Regions from separate parts of the Homo sapiens genome. Here region 2 is linked to region 1. Evidence: chromatin contacts called from ENCODE Hi-C or POLR2A ChIA-PET data. All regions are on one chromosome and are shown on one strand. The core of a region is the stretch at or near the end of the contact, and the rest is flanking DNA. Distances in the headings are between cores, read along the strand shown. Region 1 holds the start of PABPC1L (poly(A) binding protein cytoplasmic 1 like). Region 2 holds the start of PCIF1 (phosphorylated CTD interacting factor 1).

Region 1 (4,905 bases), core at 1,310-3,809:
ATTTTCTTACCTTGATCACCCACCCCTCGAGGTGCTTAACTGGGAGCCAATAAAGAGAAAGTCATTGTCTGGGTCCCAGACAATAAGCCAAGATAAGAGCCCAAATAACTGAGATAAGAGCCCAAAGGCTCAGGAAGGATAAGCTGAGAATTAGTGTGTATGGTGCTCCCCCAACCTTCCAGTTATGATCTCATTCAACCAACTCCCTGCAGCCACATGAGCATGGATTCCTGCCCCTCATTTTACAGATGGGAAAACTGAGAATAAGAAACATGAAAGGTCTGTGGCAGCGTCAGGTCTATTCTGGATTCTAAAGTACACTGAGTGGATAACAATGTCCATATGACAAGGGGTGGCAGCACTTTGAGGAAATTAAAACTCAGAGGTGCTGCAGGGCAGAGCTGAGGTTAGATCTCAAGCAGTCCGGCTCTGGGGAAAGTGGACATTACCTCTCTGAGCCTGTTCCTCACCTGTAAAGGGGGAATGATGGTAATATTACCTACTTTTCCACACCTAACAAAGGGAGATACTACCAACTACCAGGTTGTTGGAGGGACTGAAAAATAAAGAAGGTATGTAAAAGTGCCTTGTTTGTAACTTTGTGCCTGACACAAAATAATGTCTCAAAACAGCAGCCGATGCCCAGCCTCCGGCCACTGCTGCAGCCTGTGTCTCTCCTGGGTGATACACGTGACCTGTTTCAGGGAGTCTGCTAGTGCAGAGACATGGAAGGGGGCTGTGGGGAACACAGTGGAGCAAGTTTCAGGAAGCCCGGATTCTCCACCTAGTCTTATCATAAATACCTGGGGCAAAACCCTTCTCTCTGCAGCACGGTTTCCAGGCCGAGTCCCACTTCATTCACAGGGCTTGGAGGAAGATGGGAAGAGGCAGGAGGTGGAGCAAAGCAGAACAAACAGAAAAGTGCCCAGGAATCCAGCCCAGTAAGGGGCGGGGAACAGGCCCGGCGGAACAACCCCTTCCCTAGCAAACCACCCACTCAGGCAACCACCAGGTTCACCCAGGCGACCTGGCGCAAGGGATCCCTCTAGTGGACGCCGGCCATTTTTTGGGTGAGTTTCTGGAGTCTTACATCAGAATGTTAAAGCCACTATTTTCGTTGTTGTTTCTTTTTTGTTTGTTGTTTTGTTTTGTGTTGAGATGGAGTCTCGCTCTGTTGCCCGGGCTGGAGTGCAATGGCGCAGTCTCGGCTCACTGCAACCTCTGCCTCCCGGATTCAAGCGATTCTCGTGCCTCAGCCTCCCCAGCAGTTGGGATTACAGGCGTCCGCCATCATGCCCAGCTATTTTTTGTATTTTTAGTAGAGAAAGGGTTTCGCTATGTTGGCCAGGCTGGTCTCGAACTCCTGACCTCAAGTGATCTGCCCACCTCGGCCTCCTAAGATGCTGGGATTACAGGCGTGAGCCACTGCGCCTGGCCTTATTTATTTATTTATTTATTTATTTATTTATTTATTTATTTATTTTAGGTTACCACTTAAGAGCGTTTACGAGGTAACAAGCAGTTACCATTCTTTATGCATAGACAGCAGTTCTCCATTCTTTATGTTATTGGAGAATACGCCTTAGCCCCATTTTGCAGATGAAAAGGTGCAGAGCGTGAAGGCTTGCCCAAGCTCACTCATCCTCTCCACTCTCAACAGAAGTGCAGGCAAACTCATCGGACAAGCTCTAATCAATGCTATCAGCTCTGAGAAAGCGGCCTTGCGGCCTGGAGGCAGCGGTTTTTCAGAGCCCGTGCAGGTAGAGGCGCCCAGTGTGGATCTCACGTCGCGCTGGGAAAGGCCTGAGCCCAAGGCTGGGTTCTCCTGCCTCCCCTGCTCACCAGCTGTGTTGCCTTGGGCATCTTCCTCACCAGGTGCTTTGAATCTCTCATCCTCACAAGCACTCTATAAGGCAGCTAGGACCCCCATTTTCCAGACACGCATCTGAAGCTCAGAATGGTCGAGTAACTTGCCCAGAGTCACACGGCTGCTGGGCTTCTATCCCTGGTCCGCCTGACCCCCACCCCCACCCCCACAAAGCCTGTATCTGTTTTCACTCGACCCTAATCTCTCTCCTCTGTAGAGGAATAGCAGTAAACCACACTAATTACCAATTCCCGTCTCAGGGGCCAGGCCTCTGCCAACGCCCTGTTATCTTTGAGCCTCAGTTTCCCCGGCTGCAAAGTGTAAGATGAAAGCGCAAGCGGCCCAGTTCCGGCTTCTGTCTGTCCGCCTGCTTGTCCGTCGGTCCTTCCCCTCCCGCCCCATCCCCGGGGCTCACCGTCCGCGGGCTGCTGGAAGTTGATGTAGGCGTAGCCCAGCGAGCGCCGGGTGGCTACATCGCGGCACACGCGGATGGACAGGATGGGGCCGGCGGGAGAGAACTTCTCATAGAGCATGGCCTCGGTCACGTCGGGGTGCAGATCGCCCACGTAAAGCGAGGCAAGCGGGTAGCCAGAACCGCTGGCGTTCATGGTGGGCAGGGGGCCGGGGCTGCGGGGCAAGCAGGAGCCGGGTCACCCAGCAGCCCCGCGCTCACCCGGGCGGAAGCCCTCCTTCCTGGGCGCGGGCCCGCCCCTTCCCTTTACCGCCCCCGCGTCCCTGCGCACCAATCGTGGGCGCGCTCGGACGCCCCTCCCCCGGGATCCCTCCTGGGCCCACCCCCCACCTGCGAGCACTTGGGGATCTAAAAGCTACAGGTGGGGACACCTCTGACCCCGCCCTGGGAGGCGGAAAAAGCCTTCAACCTGGCCTTGAGCAGGGCTGCTGGGACTTGAGTGGAGCTCTCAAAACCCCCAGCTCTTTTGAAAGAGCCGAGGACTGGGACGGAAAGGACGCAGGGGACTGAGTTCTAACCCCGGAACAGATGATCATCTTTCTGAACCCGTTTCCCTTCTCTGTAAAATGGGAATGATTCCCTCCTGACAAGAATGAAAGGAGACCCAAACCGCGCTTTTTGCGTTTCACACACAAACGGAATTCCGAACAGGCCACTGTTTCAAAGCTTGTGTAGAGAATTTTACCCTGCTCCATTGAAGATGTCTTCCTCCAGAGAGCCTGATCCAGTCCCACCGTTTCGCACCAAGGATGGAAATGGCTTTGAGACATGAGAACTGGAGACCACTAAGGCCTTTCTTGGTACTGGCTCATATTACCAAGACCCCTTTTCCTGGGATATTCCCTGTCCCTCTGCTAAGCCATTACACATCCATTACACCAGGGAGGTTCACTGAGTTACTTGTGGCTCAGCCTAAATGCGGACAATTGGGAACTAATAGCAGAGCAAGACCTAAACAGAGCAAGACTGTGAATCTGAGCTTGCAGCGTCAATCTGTGGTATAGGGACATTAAAAACAACACAAAAACAAAACAACTACTCCACTGAGCACCAATACTTCACTTTTCCTCTGATAGGACTTTCCTGGTCTCACTGATCCAACAGAGCAGGTAGGCCCCCACTGACTTTTGGTTGAGTGTGGCTTCAACAGGTGGAACAGCTCCTAAACTAGGGACAGAAGGTGCCCATCTGGCTGTCCAGCCTCAGAGTAGCAAGGAAGCACTAATTCTAATCTTGGGCTAAAAAAGACCCCTCTATCCTGATATTTTTCTCTCCTTGTGGTAATGTGGATGTTTTCAGAAGGGGCAAATCCTGTGAGGAACCAGCTCTGCAGGCCACCATACAGTGTGAGGACAGGTGAGACGCCAGCTTGGTGATGACCAAGACTTATGCAACCATAGGTTACCTATTTCACTGGCTTGGTTGTATCTCAGAGTTAAAAAATGGGGAAGGGATGGTGGGCTCGAATACAATGCAAAATAACTGTCCATACCAAATCTTAGAAGTCACTAAAGAGGACCTAATACCTGCATGGTTTGTTGTGGAAGGTAGAGAGGTATCAAGTAACGGGTGTAAAGAGGCTGTTTAATTAATGGTAATTTCTTCCCCTGGATAACACCTTGACTTCTGGTCCTAAATAATGAAATAAAACTGTTTGCCTATTTTTAAAGAAAACAGAGTTAAAAATAAGTGTGATCAGAATAGTTAGCTAGGTCTGGTAACAACAGAGATGGTGGTGACACATCAATTCACAGGCAACTAACTGATAAAATTTTTATTTCACTTTTGAATTTTTACACTTTTCCTGATTATTCTGTGTAAGGTGAAACTAGAACTGTTTAAAAGACATACACAAATCTAGTACATCAATAACCGGGGATTTTTCTTTTTTGCTATACTATTTTCACAACCACGGGTGTGCTTGCTAGGCAATATAACCATCACAGAAGCAAACGTTAGGCAGAATACTGGTAAGAAAAAACAAAGCAAGAAAAGAGCTACCAGATATACAGACAGGCTTGGTTCCACATTCACTACTGCATTTTCAAGCGCCAAGTATTAACTGCACATTTTTGTTCAGCTAGAAAGGAGGGATTTTTTTTTTTGTTTTTTTCTTTTTTTTTGGTTTGTTTTAAATCAGTGCATAAATTTTTCTTTTCTCATTTCAGCAGATGGACAAACAGATGGACTCTACAGCTAAGTGGAATATCAAAGGTAGAGGGGTGATTCTGTGAGACTGATAGGCCTGACTATTCTCAATTCTCCCCACTGCAGTGTTCACGCAACTTCCCTGAATATAGGGTCTCCTTAAACACATCTGAGCACTGACCTGGATGAGTGCACTTGGGAGACCTGGTGACAGGCACAAAAAGCATGATCAGGGCTAGCCTCAATACAGGGAGAAATCATGGATATTTAAAAATACTTTTTTGATTCAGATTCCGGTATGACTGAAGAGCAACACCGTGTTGAGAACTGGAGGAAGACAGGGTTCTGGTGCCAGAAGCTCTTCTCCAATCTTTAAAGCCAGGCTTGCTCACCAAGGTGCTCAGTAATGTCTCTCACC
Region 2 (4,905 bases), core at 1-2,500, 1.0 Mb before region 1:
ATACGCACAAGCGGCACAGCTTAGTGTGAGGCTAAATGGGGACACTGCAGTATTTCCAAAGCCAGCTGTGCATCAGAATCATCTTGGAGTTTGTAAAAAAAAAAAAAAAATCAGACTCCTGTGCCTCACTGCGCATCTCAGAAGCCAGAAATAAATACGGAGGTGAGGCACACAAGAATTTGTATTTTTAAAACGCACCGTAAGAGTGACTGGGAGACAGGATGACTCATTTTTTCACACTATTTGAAAAAATGTACCCATTTTTTGCAATTAAAACCATTTTTAATTTCCTATGTGACTTGAGCGCAGCAGGTCTGTGGCCGAAGTACCAGCCCCTGGGTTGGACAGACCCGGATTCCGGGCCCTTCTGCTTTCCGGCTTATAAACCGGAATCACTCGACCGTTATATGTAGAGTCCAGCATTGTACGCTCCCAGTAAGACATAACTGCTCTTAAGTTAACGTCTTTATTTATCCTGTGGCTTCCCGACCCCCACGCATACCGCAGTTTGAGAATTACCGCTGCTCAAGGATAAACAACTCTATCTGCGCAACCAGAAAAACCCACCAGAAGCCAGAGTCCGAGTCCGGGATTGGAGGCACGTGGGGCGGGACCATCTCCGCAATGTACCAATCAGAATTCTCCGGCCCAGTAGGGAGGAGTCAAAGGGCGAACAAAGTACGCAGGCGCGACGGCGCACGAAGGCGAGAGGCGAGCTCCAGCGCGCGCGCGCGCGCGCACCTTCCCCTCCCCCTACCCCAGCGAGGGTGGGCTGTTTGGCGCGCGCGCGCGCGCCGGCCCATCTCTCGGGCTCCGCCCCCCGCCCCGCCGCGCGCTCCCGCCCCCGGGCTGAGGCGACTCAGAGTCGGAGCCCGACACAAAGGCGGTGGCGGCGGCAGCAGCGGAGGGGCCCTAGAGCCCGCTCCGCTGGGGCTCTCCGGGCCCACCTCCCTCACTTCGGCCACCGGCGCGGCCGCCCACCCGCGGGTCTAAGATGGCGGCGGCAACAGAGACAGGGCAAGCGGCAGTCCCGAGCAGAAAGCGCCGGAGGGGCCGCCGCCCCCCAGCTTCGGATCCCCAGACCCTGGCGCGGCTCGCTGCGGGACCATGGCTTCCTGGGACTCTTACCTGCCCGGAGCGGACTGGAGGGGACGCGGCTACACGTTCTGCTCGACCGCCCGTTTTGCCGCCTCCGCCTCGCCCTCCCCAGCGCCGCTGCCGCCATCTTGTGTCCCGGGCCGGGACTCCGCGCTGCGCATGCGCTGGTACCGCCTCTGAGGGACCTCGCCGCGGCCGCGCCGCCATCTTGAGTGTGGCAGGGTCGGCTGGCTCCTCGCACCCAGCTTGCTTTCGGCCCCCTCCCCTTCTTCCCATCCGTCCCTGCTGTTCCTTGTGGCGCTGAGGAAGGGGAGACAGCTTTGTAGGCCTGCGGGTGGACTGAGGAAGGAATGAATTCACTGGCACGTCCCCGCCTCAGTTTCCCCCTCGAGCACACACGCAGGAGCCGGATGTTCGCGGTGGGCGGTGCGCGGCGGGGTTGGACTGAGCGTGCGCACTGGGGGGCGTGGGGGCTGTCTTAGAACCTGCGGGGGTCTCGGGTTCTGCCGCCGGCCCAGGGGAGGCATCGTGGTGACGTAGGCTCCGGACGTAGCAAGGACCTGGGTCCTGGCACCCGCGCGGCTCTGCCTCTTCCAGCCAGTCTCTTTCCCTCTCTGGGCCTTTGTGCTGCGTGGTGTCCAAATGTTAAGAAGCCCTGCCCCATGCCCGGGCTACATATACATCGAACCCAAGCTGTAAATGCTCTTGAGTAGAAGCAACTTAAACTAGCCTTCGGGGGCAAGTAATAGAGATGGCTTTCGGCAGAGTTGGGAAATCAACTAAATGCATTGTAGGGCCTTTCCAACATTGACATCTGTGGCCATTAGTTGCAGTTCAAAGCCTCACTGAGCCCTCAAACCAGCTACAGCGGGTAGCCTGGCAGGGAACTGGCAGCTGTGAGGTGCTCCTCATCCGGCTCCCTGCAGGATTCTTTTTGGTAGGAGCCTGCAGGCGTCCGAGTGGTAGCTCCACCCATCTCCGGTCTCCCCAGCAAGCATCCCTTCCAGTGCTAGCTTGAGAAGAGGAAAAGCTTGCCACCTGCTGTCAGACCGGCGCTTGTGTGGAGCCAGGGGCTGTAGGTACCCCGGCTGAGTAGCCTCTCAGATGTCCATGGTCCTGGCTGCACGCCAGCGTGGGGGCAGGCAGGCGGACGCTCAAGAAAAACGGAGGCACCGATATGAGTAGTAATTGAGAACGAGGGTTCATGATCCTCATCTGATTTCAATCCCTGCTCCTCCACCCAAAATGTGTGGCCTTGAAGGAGTTAACCAATTTAAATTTTAGTTTCCTCAGTGGAAGATAATAAATCCGCCTACCTCATAAAGGTTTGGTGAGAATTAACTCAGGTGATGCATGTGAAGTCCTCAGCGCAATACCTGGCGCTTCCTAAGTGCTGAATCGGTTAGCCGTGATCATCTCACAGTGGCATGAGCATTGCTCCAAGTAGATTTGAGCCCTCCAGAAATAAGCCAGCTCTATATAGGCACAGCAGTTCTGCCCTCGCAGAGCTTCTCGTTCAGATAAGAGGCCTGATGGGAAACCAGACTCCTGGGTCCTGTCTCAGTTCTGGAAGGGTGGGGGGCCAGCTTTGATTTATGCCTGCTGCCCTGGCATAATTACTAATATTGCCTCCTTTTTCAGAAGTGCCCTGCTTTGGGCCGGGCGTGGTGGCTCACCCCGGTAATCCCAGCACTTTGGGAGGCCGACGCAGGTGGACCACCTGAGGTCAGGAATTCAAGACCAGCCTGGCCAACACGGCGAAACCCCGTCTCTACTAAAATTACAAACATGAGCCAGGCCTGGTGGCGCGCGCCTGTAATCCCAGCTACTCGGGAGGCTGAGGCAGGAGAATCACATGATCCCGGGAGGCAGAGGTTGCAGTGAGTCGAGATCGCGCCACTGCACTCCAGCCTGGGCGACAGAGTGAGACTCCTGTCTCAAAAAAAAGTACTGCTTTGGGCAGTAAACTACGTGGTCGCTCTTGACCTACGGGATAACCAGTTTTCCATGCTCATGCCCCCCAGCTAGCCCGCGCTTTCACTAAAGTTTAAAAACCATGTAGTGATTATTACCCTTTTTTTTTTTTGAGACGAAATCTCGCACTGTCGCCCGGGCTGGATTGCAGTGGCGCGATCTCGGCTCACTACAACCTCTGCCTCCCGGGTTCAAGCAATTCTCCTGCCTCAGCCTCCCAAGTAGCTGGGATTATAGGCACCCGCCACCACTCCCACCTAATTTTATTTGTATTTTTAGTAGAGACGGTGTTTCACGATGTTGGCCAGGCTGGTCTCAAACTCCTGACCTCATGATCCGCCCGCCTCGGCCCCCCAAAGTGCTGGGATTACAGGCGTGAGCCACCGCGCCCGGCCTTTTATCTATTCTTTTATGTTTTCAAAGTATTTTCTCATTCATTGTTCAGATTCTCTTAATTGATAACCAAGATACCAAACATCCCAAGTGCCTAGTCTTCTGTTTTATCATGGAATTCTGTGAATTATTACCTAAATCTGCACATGAGCAAACAGGTTGGAGCGAGGGGCAGGGGCGAAGTCATTGTCCAGGTTCACACAGCCATCAACAAGTAACAAAACTGGGATTTTAAGCCCGGAGTTCTCAACACCAAAATGCAGGGCTGGTTCCATTAAACCACTCTGGCCTCCCTGTTTTGTGAAGAAGGGATCTAGATTCAGGCGATGTGACTGGTCTGAGTGGACACAGTGGCCCTGGATAGTTCAATCTTTTTTTTTTTTTTTTTTTTTGAGACGGAGTTTCGCTCTTGTTGCCCAGGCTGGAGTGCAGTGGTGCAATATCGGCTCACTGCAACCTCCGCCTCTAGGGTTCAGGCGATTCTCCTGCCTCAGCCTCCTGAGTAGCTGGTGTTACAGGCATGCGCCACCACGCCCGGCTAATTTTGTATTTTTAGTAGAGACGGGGTTTCTCCCTGTTGGTCAGGCTGGTCTCGAACTTCCCACCTCAGGTGATCCGCCCACCTCGGCTTCCCAAAGTGCTGGGATTACAGACGTGAGCCACCGCCTCCGGCCTGGATAGTTAAGTATCTTAAAGGTTTCTCTATCTCACAGTGTTCAGCACTGCTTTTCACCTGATACATGCCTCATCTTCTCCGTTTGCTCACTTTCCGCATGTCAAAACCAGCCTCTTCTCAGCTGGGTGCGGTGGCTCACGCCTGTAATCCCAGCACTTTGGGAGGCCAAAGCGGGTGGATCACCTGAGGTCAGCAGTTTGAGACCAGCCTGGCCAACAGGGTGAAAGCCCATCTGTACTAAAAATACAAAAATTAGCTGGGCATGGTGGCAAGCGCCTGTAATTCCAGCTACTCAGGAGGCTGAGGCAGGAGAATCGCTTGAACCCGGGAGGAAGAGGTTGCAATGAGCCGAAATCACACCATTGCACTCTAGCCTAGGTGACAGGAGCAAAACTCCGTCTCAAACAAAACAAAACCCAACCTCTTCTCACCATTCTAATGACTACCTTAAGAGCTGGCGTTTCCCACCCCTACCCCCCTTTTTTTTAGAAGCAGAGTCTCAGTCTATCTCCCAGACTGATGTGCACTCATAGCTCATTGTAACCTTGAACTCCTTGCCTTAAGCAATCCTCCTGCTTCAGCCTTCCAAAGTGCTGGGATTACAGGCATGAGCCACCACACACAGCCCAATTTTGTTTTGTTTTTTGAAAAGGAGTCTTGCTCTGTCGCCCAGGCTAGCGTGCAGTGGCGCGATCTCGGTTCACTGCAACCTCTGCCTCCCAGGTTCAAGTGATTCTTCTGCCTCAGCCTCCCGAGTAGCTGAG

What was found. A loop is a pair of places that touch in the nucleus more often than their neighbours do. ChIA-PET counts read pairs that join two places held with the same protein, here RNA polymerase II (POLR2A). Pooled maps may share reads with other maps.
Region 2: a pooled map shows a loop between it and region 1 (2.6-fold over the local background). The contact joins the promoter of PCIF1 here to the promoter of PABPC1L in region 1. A Hi-C loop is called at or near these places in 1 of 168 maps with a recorded cell type or tissue (CD8-positive, alpha-beta T cell) and 1 of 50 pooled maps. POLR2A ChIA-PET finds 5 or more read pairs at or near these places in 1 of 52 experiments (PC-9).

The regions. Positions count from the first base shown.
Region 1 is chr20:44,907,714-44,912,618 of GRCh38, reverse strand. PABPC1L (poly(A) binding protein cytoplasmic 1 like) reads right to left here and starts at 2,559. Exons shown (of 15, transcript NM_001372179.1): 1 at 2,283-2,559. The coding sequence starts at 2,475. It overlaps YWHAB (tyrosine 3-monooxygenase/tryptophan 5-monooxygenase activation protein beta), which reads right to left. Exons shown (of 6, transcript NM_139323.4): 6 at 4,087-4,905. RefSeq lists a silencer at 2,376-2,705.
Region 2 is chr20:45,931,028-45,935,932 of GRCh38, reverse strand. It overlaps PCIF1 (phosphorylated CTD interacting factor 1), which reads right to left and starts at 1,250. Exons shown (of 17, transcript NM_022104.4): 1 at 1,129-1,250. It overlaps LOC107985388 (pre-mRNA-splicing factor cwc22-like), which reads left to right and starts at 862. Exons shown (of 1, transcript NR_171669.1): 1 at 862-2,439. RefSeq lists a silencer at 720-929 and enhancers at 558-1,248, 1,249-1,940, 2,200-2,349, 2,632-3,324.